Linked DNA regions of Mus musculus: region 1 is linked to region 2. A link is a loop called in an ENCODE intact Hi-C map of the cell type or tissue named here. Cell type or tissue: left cerebral cortex. All regions are shown on one strand.

Region 1 (8,000 bases), 70 kb before region 2:
ACATGAGGGGCTGAGACACGGCTACTGTCATTATTATCATTAGCACAGGACTCGGGACTGGCTTGGAGTGGAAGAGACCACAGGTAAATGACAACGCTCAGACAAGTTAAAGAAGTAACAAGTCTGGGGGTAATTCTAAGGTTGTTCAGGGGGCCGTCCAAGGGTGAATCTGGAAGCCCACAGTGAGCCCAGTAGGAAAGGTCGGTGGAACATATAAGGTCACAGCTGCTTTAGGCCTAGGGTAAAGGCAGAAGTCTCCAGACAATGTGACTTCAGGGAAGACAATGGTAGGACTGAATCATATCAGGGATGCTGACAGCCAGGGATCTAGATCAAGGGAAAAGTATCAGAAGGTGAGGTGAGGCAAGGCGCTGGGGGACAAAGGAAGGGGAAGGGCTGAGGGGTGAAAGTGCAACCAGGAAGAGTGGCTGGAGGAGGAGGAGAGGCGGGCTGCTGGGGAAAGGCCATCCTGGTGCCCCAGGCTGCTGAAAGGATGAGGGAGGCAGAAGAGAACCTACGTTTCCCAGATAACTCCGGAGCTGGGCCTTTCAATAGGACATTCATGGCACACTACTATCTAATCTTTGCTACGAAGCAAAAGAAACATTTTACAGGGAAGGTACTTGAAGTTCAGAGTGACTTGCTCAAGGTCACAAGACGGGGGTCCTGGCCTCAATTTCAAGACACCTGAAGGTGTGTGAAAGACCTGAGAAAGGCAAAAGCTTTCTCCCATGGTAGAGCTGGGTCCCCTGAACACAGATACCTGGGGGCAGGGGCATACGGCAGGGGCCGAACTCTCTACAGACCTGAGGCTGACTCTTCTGTGTAGCCCACTTTTCGACAAAGACAAAAATCAAACATTTAAGCAAGTCAGTGAAGAAATGCAGAAGTGAGTGTATGAGCAGCACCCCTAAGGGACCCCGGGGAAGCTGCTGCTGCTGGACACCCAGAGAATGCTCAGGCCCCGTACTACTACTGATGGTGCTCTGGGCAAATAGGCCTGAGGTTCCACATACCCCAGGCATGGGGCTCAAGACTCACCGCGGTGCACTGCCGAAGCAGGCACGACTGCTTCATGCGCCCGGGCCCCCCGAACTTCTTCATGTCTCGGCAGAAATGGCAGTCCCCGCACTCAGTTCGCACACAGGCCCGGCAACGACGGCAGCGGGTTCGGCGTCGGCGCGCTCCGGCCCCCGGTCCCCGGCTGCTCGACGACATTGGGGGCGTCAGCAACGCCGAGGGCTGTAGGCAGATGGTTGGTAAGGTCAGAGAGGCCTGCAAAGCCTGGCCTGAGAGTCTCCTGGCCGCAAGCTCACTACACCTCTGATGGGGGCAGAGCTTCTGTTTCTACCCTCAGAGAAGGTCAGCCTTTTAGTGTGTGTCCTGAGCAGAGGGCCACTCCCTCAAGACCTCCCGCCTGCTGGAAGGAGGGACACTGAGGCCCCTCCTCTAACATCCCAAGCCCAGGTTCCTGGAAAAGGCTTCAGATCTGTAGCATTACCTGAGGGAGCTTCAACTCATACCTGTTGTTACCCACACCCCCCATTCCCTCACTGATTTACCTCCAGATTCCAGGGGCATGCACCACACTCTTTCCCCTCTCCCTTCTCTCACGTGGGTACTTAGTCATCCAAACCTTTCAAACCTTGGTACTCTAGCCAGACCCACTCCATTTCTAGTGACCCAGTGTGTGCTCTCCACTTCCCCGGGCTGACACCCCTGAAATGCTTAGTGTCCCCTCTCAGCCCACACACAAGTCCTTGGGGGCTCCAAATTATCCAATAGGATCCCTCAGGCAATCTGGGTAATCTCCCAGACTCCCTAGGATTCTACAAGTTGCCCTAACATCTCAACAAAATTCAAGGTGGGCTCGGCTTTAGGTCTTCCCGCCCCCATTCACATCTTACCAGCCTGCTTTTCATCCCTAATTGTCTGGAATCCCTGGGGCTCTCCTGCCCCTGGAAACCAGATCCTCTGAAATCCCACATGGACTCAGCAAGCCTGGGGGGGTCTCTTCCCAATCAGTCTTAGACCTGCTTCCCCCAGGCTTCTCCCTTTCCAAGGACTTCCAGACCATCCACAGGGTATGGGGCCCTCCAGCACTCCGGGGGAGGGGCCTAGAGGGCGGCGACTGGAGGCGGGGTGGAGGGGGAGGTCTGCAAGGGGCAGCAGGGTCGGGGAAGGAAGGCCACTTCCCTGGGGTTGGAGGTTATAGGAGAGAAGGTTGGAGAAGGAGTTTGGAGCAAAGGGAGGGTGAGGCTGGGGGCGGGGAAGGAAGGGAGAGGCCAGGCTGAGGATGAATGGGAGTGGGAGCTGCCCAGGTCTGGGGGTGAGGAGGAGCCGCATGAACCCACCTCACACGTGTCCCGGGAGCCATCTCTCCCTTCTCGGCAGCTCCCGGCGGGTCGGCGGCCATCGGCGGCGGGGGGGCCGGGCGGCGCGGGGCGCTGAACGCTCAGAACGCCGGGGTCCACGGCCCCCCGAGGGCGCTCGGCCCCTCCCTCCGGCGGAGGCCGGGACAGCAGCGAGTGGAGATGGGGAGCGCCGGGGGCGAGGCCCTCCCACGGGCTGCGGCGCGGCCCTTCCAGGGGGAGGTCCTGCTCTGGGGGGCTCAGTCCCTCAGCCCCCCCAGGCCAACGGGGGCTCCTCGGGCGCAGGGTGCTCAGCTTTTGCCCGGGCCCCACTCAGTCCCGGGTATGAGTCTCAGCTCCCCACCCCCACCTTTCCCCAAAGCCCCCGACCCTTAACTGGCCCCTTCCCAGCTCCAACTGCCCAGGGGTCCAGGGAAAGACCAGGGGCCCCCCACCGTTTCCGGGGTTCAAACCCCGCCCACCGCCGGTTCCCGGGGAGGGGGGGGTCGCTGCAACCTGCCCCCCTCCCCTGGGTCCGCCCCTGTACTGCGGCCCCCTGACCTACAGAGACAGGGCGCGCAGAGGGGGGTGAAGGAAGCTGCTCCGGCCCCGCCCCCCCCAGCCTGCACGCGCCCCCGCCCTCCCCCCTTCAAACGCGCGACCCTCAAGATATAAAGATTTAAATAAAATTTGAATAAATCCACTCCTAAAATGGGAGGGTATAAGGAAAGGATGGGGCAGAGGCAGGAAGGGGGTGGGGGCAGTTGGGATGTCTTAGCACCCCTACTCCCCTAGCCTCGCGCTGCTTCGGCCCTGGGCCCAGGTCGCCGCTCTCATCCCTCCTCAGCTCCTTCCTCCTTCCTCCTCTCCTCCCTCTTCCCTCCCTTCTTCCCACCTCCTCCTCCTTTTTACTCCCTCCTTCTCCCAGAGGAACCCCGCCCCCTTCTCCCTCCTTCCTTCACCACCTTTACTTTCCAGGACGAGCGCGTGCAAAGCACGACGGGAGTTGTAGTTCTCCAAATTCTAGCACTATCGTGGGAAAAGTGGGACACAAGGGCCAGCCGGTACTACAAATACGATGGCGAGAAGGATGCCACGCTGGAAGCCGAGCATGGCGGGAATTATAGTCCAGTTGACCCGAGACTCCCCGTAGCAGGACATAGAGAAGGAGCGGGAAGAATGACTACAAGCAAGATGGCCTTTTCCCCCGACCCGACCTCCTTTCCAGGCACTCACACGCCCTCTGGTCCACAACCCTCCGCGCGTGTGGTACCTGACGGGAGTCGCAGTCCAGCTGCTGCCTTCCCGCTGCCATTTCTACTCATCAGGAACAATGGAAAGGTGAAAAGAAACGAGGACTACAAGCAAGATGGCGATCGAGGGGCGTACACCTAATAAGTCGATCTTATGAAGTGGGATGGGAATAGTAGTTTTCTAGCCTTCCTATGTTCCTTTAAGAATGCCAGAACCGGGAGGATAAAGAGACTACCGTAAAGATGGCAGGATACCTAACCTTTCCTGGCTGCTTCATTCTACCACTTGGAGCTCCTCGCCCGCCTGAACTATCAAAATCCCGCACTCGATGATGCAAAGCCAGACGGGAATTGTAGTCTTCCTCGCTCCCCTCTTTATCTTCTGTCGAGACAATGGAAGTGAGCGGGGCGGGGACTACCACAAAGATGGAGGGTGAAGGAGCACATGATGCTATGGGATTTGTAGTCCAACCGCTAATACTATTCTCGGCGGATGTGTAGGAGAGGACTACTACAGAGATGGCAACCTAGTCGCTTGCCCCTCGGTGCCGGTACCTGGTGGGTTATGTAGTCTCTGCTTTAGTTGTACAGAGAAAGGACGCTACTGTTGAAATATGTATCACCGTGAACACGCCAAATTGCTAGCGGACGGAAACGGAAAGTCTCTTTGCTCTTGGCCTCCTTTTCTAAAGGGCTTGCAGGGAAATGTAGTCCCAAGTTTTCATTCTCCAGTGGCGGAGAATTGATGTCACCTGTGGGAATCAGTGCGGGAGAGAGAAACATCGGAGTGACCTGGGAATATAGAATGTCCGCCTTTTCGGATCGTGAAGATTTCATATTTTAAAAGAACGCAAACCATAACCAATATTGTCGCGACAAGGGAGGCGTGGTTCTCTCCGAAAAGTATACCCACGCTGTTGTTCCTTATAAAGACTGGACGTCTCGCACACGATGCTTCCTATCTTAAACCTTTGCAAATTAATACCTTACACGTGGTGCGAACCAAAGGAAGACGACCTTGGAATATACAAAATCTCCTTTCCACCGTAGGAAGTCATCAGACCTAAGTTTCTTACCCGAAAGGGGTTATGATTAATACTCACCTCCACGCTGAATTAGCGTTAAAAGTATTCAAGAAAGTAACCAGTTCTGGCACGGGGCGTGTGGCTGCAGTTATTTTTTCGAGCTCCCTTTCAGCCCAGCCGTTTTGGAAGCCCAGGAATCCATCATGCCGGACAGTTAGCTTCTGCGAAAAGAAAATTGACGAGTAGGCTACCCCCATCTTAACCCCCACCCCTCCCTCTTCAGTCCTCATCTGAGTCTTCCAACCATCTCTACCCAGCACTCTTCCCAGGGGGCGCCCTCTCTCCTTTTAACAGAGGACGCACACACTGACCAAATTTTCTCAACCTGAATTGTAGCCTTTGGAGCTGTGAAGCCTCATGCCTTGTCTTTTGAGCCTTGGAGGCTTCCGGTGAACTCTCAGTTGCCAAAGGGACTGCTTTGTGCCATGTGGATGACCTCCTGCGTCCTAGAAAATTTGCTCAGTACTACCCCAAGCCAATCTCTGCTTCCTTGTCTCTGCTGGGTTTCCAGCCCTACTGGAGACTTGGTGGGTGTGGTTTTTCTGCTTAGGAAGTTAACTCCGGTCAAAACTGTGTCAAGTCTCAGTTTGCTAGGACTACTAGCCTTAACCTAAGTAGGGGCTCCTTGCAGCCCCGTAACAGTCGTGGCTCCCAGGGAAGTGTCTGTCCATTTTAAATCCACACGGCGGCGTTTCTTTCAACTAGCAAGGACTGCTTTCTGGCCTTCTAGCGCTCTCCTTGCGTGGACCAAAGTTGTACTTTTTCATCCATCCCACGTCTCCACCCAGTTGTTTACCCATCAAGTTCCTATTAAAATTCCACTGCCACAATAAAACCTTCTAGTAATTCCCAGATGAGCTTTGTTTAGTGTCCTTTCCACTAACTTGGAAGCTTGCTGGATGCACCTCACAGGTGTTGTTTGGTTTTGCCCTGCTGGGAATCAAACCAGATATCATTGATGGGAGGCAAAGCACTCTGCAAGGAGTTTACATCTCAGTCCCACCTGGAATACCAAATGCGTTCAGCCTCTCATTTGATCCTAAGAAGCCTGTAATAGCCAGGTGGCACACCTTTATGGCCAGCACTTGTGAGGCAGAGGCAGGAAGATTTCTGAGTTTGAGTAGTCCTGCCTGGTCTACAGAGTGAATTCCAGGACATTGAGGGATATACAGAGAAACCCTATCTCGGGAAAAAACAAAAACAAAACAAAACCAAAAAACATCCCACCACCACCACCACCACCAACAACAACAACAAAAGAAGATGGGCTTGAGAGAGTGAACACACAAAGAAAGATTTTTAGTTTGTATTCTACCTCAGGCAGTGACTGTGTCTTTTTCCCATTGGTTGGGGCCTGGCCTCACAATCTTATTCAGCTGGCTAGTCTGAAAAGAATTGGTGCACCGGAAATGGAGGAGGGCAAAGCAGTCACTGTCCCAGGCCATCAAATCCCTAGAATAGAGTAGTGGGCCTCTGTGCAGACAAAGGTTTGACAGGGTGGGAAGGAATGAAACATTTGCATAAAAGTCTGACAAAAAGGAAGAAATGTAAAAGATTTTAAGTCCTTCTCCAGGACACACATTTTTATCGTGTGTGATACAGAAAGGAAAACTCACAGTTGATATTTTTTTACACTCAGCTATACACAACAGATAAATGATAGAGCCAGAATTTAAACTCAAGTCCAGAGCCCAGGTTGAGAACTTCTGTAACATTTATAGACTAATCAAAATCCAGTTATGTGCATTTAACATGAGCACAGCAAAATTAGCATATAAAGTTAGACTTCTAATGTATCTTCAAAAATTCTAAAGTCAGGCTGGAGAGATGGCTCAGACGTTAGGAGCACTGGCTGCTCTTTTGGAAGTCCTGAATTTATTCCCAGCAACCTCATGATGGCTGACAACCATCTATACTGGAATCTGATGCCCTCTTCTGGTAGATGTGCACGCAGATAGAGCACTCATATACATTAAATAAATGTGTTTTTTTTTTAAAGTTCAAGAGTCTGAATTAGTTTGCATTATTGGATAAAGGAACAGCTGGAGCCAAGTACCTGCTTCCCTTTTGTTGTTGTTTGTTGTTGTTTTTCGAGACAGGGTTTCTCTGTGTAGCCCTGGCTGTCCTGGAACTCACTTTGTAGACCAGGCTGGCCTCGAACTCAGAAATCGCCTGCCTCTGCCTCCCGAGTGCTGGGATTAAAGGCGTGCGCCACCTCTGCCCGGCCTGCTTCCCTTTTAAACAAAATGAAGTTTATAGATTTGACTCGGTAGTTAAAAGCATTTGGTATTGCAAAGGATGGGAGTTCAATTCCCAGCACCCGCATCAGGCATCTCACAACTGCCTGTAACTAAACTCTGTGGCTCTGACACTTCTGGCCTGAGGGCACCTATATGAACACGCACCTAACACCACCAAGATGCACACATGCAGGGAAAAAAGCCAGTCTGGTGGTGCAGGCCTTTAATCTCAGTACTCCAGGCTGCCAGGGCTACACAGAGAAACTCTGTCTAAAAAAAACACATAGATAGATACATAGATACATACATACTAACTAAAAATGAAGCTCAAATACCAGAATTTAGGTTTTGGAAACAAAAAGCACTATACTCCCTTGTTTCCCACAGTCTGTAGTCCCTATCCTATCTGTTGTGCATGATAAAAGCTTATTGAGAACTAAGGGCCATTTTCTCTCTCTCTCTCTCTCTCTCTCTCTCTCTCTCTCTCTCAGACAGGGCTTAGTGTGTAGCTCCAAGTAACCTAGAACCATATAGACCAGGCTGGCCTCCAACTCACAGAGATCCTGCTGCCTCTGCCTCCTGAGTGCGGGAGTGCGGGGCTTTAAAATTGTACGCCATCACACTCAGATACCGCTTCTCTATAGTCAGTCCTTCACCGCTGAGTAGAGTTTCTGCACCCTACCTACTGACAGGAGATTGCACAGAAGACTCCAGAGAGGATGGGTGTGGCTCAGGCTCATCAGCGGGAAAGTGCTGGGCTCCCATGCTTTAAACCCTGAGCCCCACTGCTGCACTGGGAAGGTAAAGTAGGAGGAAGGAAGACAACACTCACCTTTCCACTTCGTAAGTGAAAATTTTACCACCAGCAAACACAAGCTGTAGAATGAAAACATGAGATGCACCAAAGAGGCTAATGTAGGAGCGTTTCCTGAGCCCAAGAATTTTAAACCAGCCTAAGTAACACAGCAAAGACCCCCCCATCTCCAAAGGAAAGAAAGAAAAAACAAAGCAAAACAAAAGAACCCCTATGAATTGGAAAGTCTCAGTAACTTGTCCAGCCTGGCCTGGAAC
Region 2 (8,000 bases):
TCACCCCTGCTACACTCCCCCCAACTCCTGGTGTTTTGCTGAGCAAGCTTATAAGTTTTTGTTTTGTAATAGATTTTTCATTGATCGGTTCTGCAAAATCATTTCCACATAGCATCCACAGGACAACCTCCCTTGTCACCTTGTACCACGTCTCCTGCCAGACTGGCTCTTCATCTCACAATACCAAAGGGCTTTTGGTTTTTGGGACATTTTTGTCCCTTTTGTTTTGAGTCAGGATCTTCTGAATGTAGCTGGCCTTGGACTCCTGTGGCTAAGCTTCTGAGAGCTGAGGCCTTTGAAGTCTCTTAGTCACTCTGTGGAGGACTCTCTTGAGGACACCCTGAGATGAGGTTGGAACACAGCAGGCTCTGAGTCACTAAAACATGCCATCCCTCTGCCCTGGATGGGAAACTATGTGACAACTGGCTTTTTGGTTCCAGGTGGGTTTCTTTCATTGAATTCTGTACTCTTCTGTGTCCTGGCCATCAGCATCTGGGTCGGCTGGTCTTCATGTCTGGTTCCTGCTCCTGTGTCTTTCTGTCTGGAAGCTTCTAAGTTAGTTTGCTTTTCTTCCTTTTTTTATTTCAGAATTGCATCAGCTGTGCCTGTCAGATCTTCTGGTTTGGTCTTCCAAATCCACACTTAGTAGACTTAGGGTCTCAGACTGTATATAGCGAGGCTGGTCTCAAACTCACTTTGTATCCCAAGCTGGCTTTGAACATATAGAAGTCCTCCTGCATCAGCTTCCTTAATGGAAGCCATAATTCCCACTTCCCAATTTCTATGTTCATGTTATGTCTAGTGTCTCTGAGTCTTTCATTAACAACTGCTCCAATTTCCAAGTCTGTCTCTCCTGAAGATTCAAGCGTTAGGAAAAAACCATAGATCAGGCCTATGACTACACTTGTTCTGGAGTTAAGACTCCATCTCCCCCATTTTTGAAAGCTGCTACTCTGGCAGATCTCTGTGGTGTTTTGGGTCCCCGTGAACCATAAGCATCAACTCACAGCCAATTTTCAGTAACTGTTTTCAGAAACTGTCTTCTATGATTTGAGAACTTTTCCAGGAGTTAGCAGCCCAGGGCAACTGTTGAAAACAGCTAGTGACTGTTTGCAGCTATCAGCCAGCACACCTGACTGAAGGGGCCATACAAGCTTGGGGTAACCAAGCAAAACCAATAAATAAATAAATAAATAAAATTTGGGAGAGCACTCCATAGCATGAATTACGTAAAGATCTCGGAAAAATGGACAGAATCCTGGGCATTCCTAGAAAATTATTAGCTAATCTCAACACTAATTTAAAAGACTTCAGTAACCACACTACCAAGAATACAGTTTATTGAAATAGGCTTAGGAAATCCTCAACCAACAGCAGCAGAGACAAAGCTTGCTCAGGATGTGACTCTCAGAGCCACCGTGCTGTTATTGCCTTTGTAGTTGTACTAGTGAGGAACCAGGGCCTGGGCATGTTAGGTAAACACGGAAGCCTAGCTATAGCCCCAGGCCCTCATTTCACTTGCTCAGCCCACGTAGATCATGTTAGCCTTGCAGCGTCCTCACCAAAAACCCAGGTGTGGTGGCACACACCTGTAATAATGCCAGCACTCAGGGTGTAAAGACAGGATGCTCAGCAGTTTACCCCCAGCCTCAGCTGCATAGGGAATTTCAACTACTCTGGGTTGTATGAAATTATGTTGCTGGTTTTTGCTTTGTTTTTTGTCTTTTTTAAGCAGAGTAAAAGAAAAAGCAAGAAACCCACAGTTAAATGCTGGAGACTATTTAACACAGAAGGTAGTAATGGAGGGGGAATATAAACAAGTCTATGGCAAGCAACACAGGCTGGGAATCGTGTTTTATTTAGCATTTGTATTAGACATAAAGAACTACACAGTCCAGATAACCCGACCCTGGGGCATCCACTTGCACCTCTTGTGAGTGTATTTTTCCTTTATCTGTGTGTTAGATGCACGGGTGTTGTGCCTGCCTGTCTTGACTGTGTACACATGAGTGCAGTGACCGTAGAGGCCAGCAGGGGGCGTGGGTCCCTGGGATTGGAGCTACAGTTTACGAGCAGGTGCTGGGAATGAATCTTGTTCTCTGGAAGAGCAGCCAGTGCCTCTGCCTGCTGTGCCCCTTTCCAGCCCCAGTCAGTGCATTTTCAATAAGGCAGGTTACTGTTTAAAAGGGAGAGAAAGCAGTTAGGTGTGGTGTTGCACATCTTTAGTCTTAGAACTTGGGAGGCAGAGCCAGGAGGATCTCTGTGAATTCAAAACCAGAGTGTTACTACCTTTAATACACCTTTGCAAATCTGAGCCTGGCGGAACAGCCCCTACATCTCAACATATCAGAAGGTGCAGAAGGATTTCAAGTTCAAGGCCAGCTTGGACAGCGCAGCAAGACCTGGTCTGAAAGCTAACAATCAATACAATCTCAGGCAAAAATAGGATTCCCTTTTTATACCCCCCTGGGCTTGTGCTACCACACTGTCAATGCGCCGACACTCTTCCAGGCTGGAGTTGTTCCTCCTGGACCACAGTGCATCTGCACCTGCAGGGCCTCTCCAGAATGAGATTTGACTCTGGGTAAAGGCCTAGCTGCAGCATAGTAGTTTGGATGTTTTTGTTTGCTTTGTTTTAGAAAATTTCTCACGACATAGTACAAACTGTCTTCCAACTTACCATCCTCCTGCCTCAGCCTCTTGCCTCCTGAATGCTGGGAGTCTAAGCACGCCCCACCCCCACCGTGTCTGGCAGTTTGCGGTTGAGAAGAATGAGTGTCTGTCTACTTTTCAGGCATTTAACCAAGTGAAATTGTCATTATTATTATTGCTCCGTGATAAATCTCTTAGTCTGAATTTCGCTGTCATCGTAATTCAGCAAACTGCTCAAGTAAATTTTGTTTGACTTTAGGTTGCGGTATGACTGAGAGCTAACAGACCCGGGCTTGTTATAATCGCTCTCTGTCATCACTCACGGTTGAGAATCTGCCTTCCAAGTTAAGGGTAGCAATGACTGGGGTCCCAAGGCATGCACTCCAGCTAGGACTTCAAGGTCATGTAGGTCACAGCTTAAGCAGCTGAGATTCCTTGGTCTACCCGCACCATATCTTCTACTAGCAATGAGTTCAGCACTGTGCTCGGGCCCAAGCTCCACCAGACCAATCCCCTACCTCTTCTTTTCAGGTCTGTTTCTTGCGGTCATTCCCAGTACCAGTTAGAACAGTCACAGTCCAATCAGAAAGCAGAACCACACCAGGGAAGTTTAGCGTACAGAATTATTTGGGGGTATCCTGGCCCACAGTTGTAATCTCGGTCCTTGGAAGGCTGAGGCAGGAAGACCAAAAGTTGAAGGCCGATCTGGGTTATGACAGTGAGACCTTGTCTCAAACGAAAAAGAATTATTGATAAATGACTGAATGTAGGAGCTAAAAAGAATTCCAGAGGATACAGAAGCTATAGATATCAGGACTGGCCACTGTCCTTGATGCTGAATGTTAGAGAGGAGTCCTCTTCCCGGGCTAAGATCCAGACTTCATTTGAAGGAACATGACAGGTTAGTCACTGGTGTGCTTCAGCAGTGGGGTGTCCTAAGAGCCTGTCGCATCAGCAGAGTCAGGTGAAGCACTGGAGAGCTTTACGGGGACTCTAGCGAAACTAGGCTGGCATTGCCCATGTGATCTGCTTTGGGAATGCCTGCCTGTCTTTCCCAGCCCTGCTGGAAGGGACATGTCAGAACAGGACTCGGGCGCTCTGGCTGTACACATGCAGTGTGAGAGAACAAGACTGCGAGAAGCTGCGTCATCCATTGCCTGTAGGACAGTTGCTATAGAGACCAAGTGCCGGAGAAAGACTGCTGTGCCAGAGATCTCTAAAGAAAGCTGCATCAAGGTCAAGGTGTAGTGTGTGTGCAAAGATATCCAAGTGTCAGAAATCCGTGCACACAAGTGCAGGATATGGCCTGGAGTTTGGATGTTGGGAGAGGATGTGTGGTACAGGGCCTGCAAGGGCTCTTTGTTTCAGACATCCATCCATCTAAGGCAGAGGACCTCCAGGATGTCCCCATCCATGGACTGGCTCAGCAGAGCTGTGATGAAAGACAAGAGAAATGAGAGCTCAGAAGAAGCAAGCCGAGCAGCCACGTCCTCTTACACTGTGCCTCTAGCGCCCTCTACTGGCGAAGCTTAATGTGATGCTCTGTGAACCATCTAGATGTGCCATGGTCAATCTTAAAGAAGGAACCAGAGGATGAGCTTGGAAAAACAATAAACTGAATCCATACAGATGCCCTGTGTCCCACAGACCCTCAGGCCAATGTGGGAGCAGGGGAGGGAACCGTGAAAGGCTTGGGGACTTCTCTCTAGAAAGACCCATGAAAGACCATGTCCCTGAGGAAAACACAGATTAATGGCACTGCTGGCCATCTGAAAGAAGCAAGCTCAGGGTCATCTATGCATCAGTCTGGCGCAGACAGCAGTTATGTGGACCCTGGAGAATGATCACATACGGCCACACACTCCATCAGGCAGTGACTCCCATGGCAGCTGCTGTGTGGAGCAAATCAGTACAGCTCTTGATGTTTGGTGTGATCCTGGCCTTTTCTCCGTGCAAAGTATATCCATCAAAAGAAGGGTTTCACGGCGGCATTGGCTGCAAAGGAAGAATCCGTTTTCCCGTGGCTCCCAAAATTCCAGGGCTTGTACCCCAGTGGGGAGTTTTATACATTAGGTAGTTTAAGATGTGTAAACATAGCTGGGCGTGGTGGCGCACGCCTTTAATCTCAGAATTTGGGAGGCAGAGGCGGGTGGATTTCGGAGTTCGAGGCCAGCCTGATCTACAGAGTGAGTTCCAGGACAGCCAGAGCTACACAGACAAACCCTGTCTTGAAAAAAAACCAAAACAACAACAACATGTGTAAACATGTGTCCTTCAAGGTGAATGTCAGGCTGCCCTCATATATCTGGTCCCCCTTAACAAGACTTGATGTTTGAGGCCGATTTTTACATCAGAAGGAACATGCTGGCTATCACCTGGGGAGTTACAGGGATCAGAGCATGGCAAGGCTCTGCGGCAAACCCAAGTTGCCATTCATGCTGCTCTGTGCCTGCACTTGTGATGCGGCCAATGCAGACTCAGTCAGTGTCCATACAGACGATGGTGCTTGCCTCTATCAAGCACCAATGGAAGAACTCTTATTTATTTATTTGTTTGTTTGTTTACTTACTTATGAGACAGGGTCTCACTATGTAGCCCTGGCTAGTCTGGAACTCATTATGTAGACCAGCCTGGACTCAGAGATCCTCCTGCCTCATCCTGTGCTGGGATTGAATGTGTATCACCAATTTGACAGAGTTTTAAAAAATTATAATTCAATTTATGTGTATGGCTGTTTTGCCTGGATGTGTGTCTATGCACCAGTGTCCTGTCTGATGCCTGGGGAGGTGAGACAGGGGTGCTAGGTTCCCTGGAACTCGTGACAGATGGCTGTGAGTGACCATGTGGGTGCTGGGGTTGGAACTCGGGACCTCGAAAAGAACCACCAGTGCTCTTAACTGCTCAGCCACATCTCCAGCCCTTCCCCCTTAAAAAACATGCATTTATTTTATGTATGTGAACTTTTTGTTCTCATGTATGTGCCTGGTACCTTTGGTCTCTTGGAACTTGAGTTATAGGCAGTGGTGAGCTGGCATGTAAGTGTGGGGAACTGAACCCAGGTCCTCTGAAAGAGCAGCCAGTGCTCTCAACCGTTGAGCCATCTCTCTGGATTGCAGGCCAACACCTTTTTATAGCCCTTAATTTCACTTGGTGCCATTATCATCCTGAGACTGGCTTGCTCTCTGTGCTACTTTCCCCATTGCTGGAAGAGCACCCAGCAGATGCAGCTCACGGGGGCTTTATGTCTGCTCACAGCTTCATAAGCTTTATAAGTCGCAATGTAAATATCTTGTGTTTTCCAGTGGTCTTATGTGACCCCTGTGAGGGGTTGTCTGACCCCAAGGTGTCAGGGCCCACGTGTTGAGAACCAATATTCCAGAGGTTTCTTACAGTCAAAGTCAGATCTAAAGTTGAAGTGTCTCCTCTTGTTAAGGCTGCTAACGAATGAATATCTGCCAACAAATCTATATTATATATAATTCCAACGTGTTGATCAACATTAAAAAGTCATTTCTTCGAGTCTTTGTCCTGAAGTTTAGAAAGCACTAGGCTTTCTACCCAAGACAACACTCTCTTTAGTGTTTCCTCCTAGCAGCTGTACTACTTGGCACAGCTTCTGTGATGTACTCAGCTTGAAAGCCTCTCTCATCAGGAGGGTGTGGCGGTCAGTAGGCTGTACCCGGTGCTGACCCTTGGGCCTCAGAGGGCTTCTAGGTCTGAAGTGCCTTTCCTGCCAGGAACCTATTTTGTCACAGTTCTGAGGACTGTGGTGAGACCTCAGCAGGTTGGTTTCTTCAGAGGCTTCTCTTCATCTTAGCTATCTTCTCTGAGTTGTCACACGGTCTTTCTTGGTAACTCTGTAATTACCCCAGCAATCACATGGGATTAGAGCGAATCCTAATGACTTAATTTTTAATTCAGTTATCAATTATTAAAGACCCAATATCCAAGTGTGGCCACTTTCTGAAATACTAGGAGTTAGGACTTCAACCTATGAGTCTGAGCAGAAGATCCCATTCAGGCCTTGAGATGGGATTGAACAGATCTGCAGACCTTACCCTGCTGCAGGACCAAGAACAGCCTCATGGCAGGGCTTTGTGGGGCGTGGAGCACTGTCTGTAAGTCGGTCTGCGTCTGCAGCTCCTTTCCACATCAGAAAGTGAACAGGTTAGCTGTCTCTGCCAGGGCTACAGAGTTCATGTTTGCTTGTTGTCTGGGGGTAGGGTAAAAGAACTGATTAATCACCCACTTCCTGAGCTCTGGACTCTGTTACAGAGCTAATTACCTAACCGTCCATGTCTCAGAGGTCACACAGGTCTCCCCTAGCAAAACCTGGAACTTGGGGAAACTAGAGCATAATCTGAATAGGTTCCTTCTTAAGGGAAAATGGAGGCCAGCTAGGTATATAGCTGTGTCATTTGGAGACCAGCTAGGTATATAGCTGTGTCATTTTGCTTTCCTAATCGCCATTTTTTCCTCAGTCAGTCAGGAAGAGGAGACAAGTATGTTACACCTTCCCACAAAAGGGAATCTCAGGACTGCGGCAACTTTGTTCTCTCCAGCTGAGCTCTTAAGGAAACGAAGTATATCTGTTTTCTGCTGCTGCTCACCAAACTGCTACAAGCTAGGCGTGGCATGGCGGTGCACACCAAGGTCTCCAGAGGCAGTCTGGCATGTCGCTGAGTCCCAGGGCAGCCTCGTCTATGCAGTGACTCTATCTCAAAACAAACAAACAAACAAACACACACACACACACACACACACACTAATAATGAAAGCCCAACCACCAAACAACACAGAACAGCAGCAAACTGACATAAGTTCATAGTACAACACGTTTATACTTTACACTGTCATAGGTCAGAGCACGTGGGTTTTACTAGGCTCTGAGCGTGGCGTCTCAGGAGGTAAAATTGTAGAGTAGGCTGAGTTGAGCTGGTGGCCTGGGGAAGAGTATACTTCTGACCTCATTTAGGATGTTGGTCAAATTCTGTATTTCCCAGGTACATTCATGCCTTTGTCAGCTGGAGGTCTCTGGATTGCCATCATTATATATATATATATATATATATATATATATATATATATGCCATCATTATATATATATATATCATTATATATATATATATATATATATATATATATATATATATATATATATATATATATATATATATATATATAAAATAAAATATATGCTCCTCCCCTCACTAAACCAGCAGTAGGCTTTCATGACTTGAGTGCGCGTCTACCAACTGGAGAAAACTCTACACAGATGTGAATTGGTTGGCTTGCTAGTATTTGTGTGTTTTAAAAGATGTACTTGTGTGCATAACTATGCATATGTG

The links. A loop is a pair of places that touch in the nucleus more often than their neighbours do. Peaks named below come from ENCODE experiments on the same cell type or tissue, not always from the same donor. Only the 100,000 strongest peaks of a DNase experiment are listed, where the experiment ranks them.
Region 1: a loop joins it to region 2, with 6 times the contacts of the local background. A loop is called at or near these places in 23 of 42 quality-filtered maps.

Annotation. Positions count from the first base shown.
Region 1 is chr7:127,741,492-127,749,491 of GRCm38, reverse strand. It overlaps Fbxl19 (F-box and leucine-rich repeat protein 19), which reads right to left and starts at 2,717. Exons shown (of 11, transcript NM_172748.2): 1 at 2,355-2,717; 2 at 1,042-1,242. The coding sequence starts at 1,218. In left cerebral cortex, CTCF peaks have their summits at 4,257, 4,770, 4,969 and 6,640 (motif pointing left); DNase peaks (open chromatin) are centred at 2,543, 3,529, 3,947, 4,959 and 2 more places; H3K4me3 peaks cover 3,320 bases; H3K27ac peaks cover 3,239 bases.
Region 2 is chr7:127,671,320-127,679,319 of GRCm38, reverse strand. It overlaps a transcript of Bcl7c not described here. Among named protein-coding and RNA genes, the nearest start is that of Gm39090, 16 kb to the left of the region's middle. In left cerebral cortex, CTCF peaks have their summits at 2,022 (motif pointing right) and 4,183 (motif pointing left); DNase peaks (open chromatin) are centred at 2,046, 3,796 and 4,146; H3K27ac peaks cover 493 bases.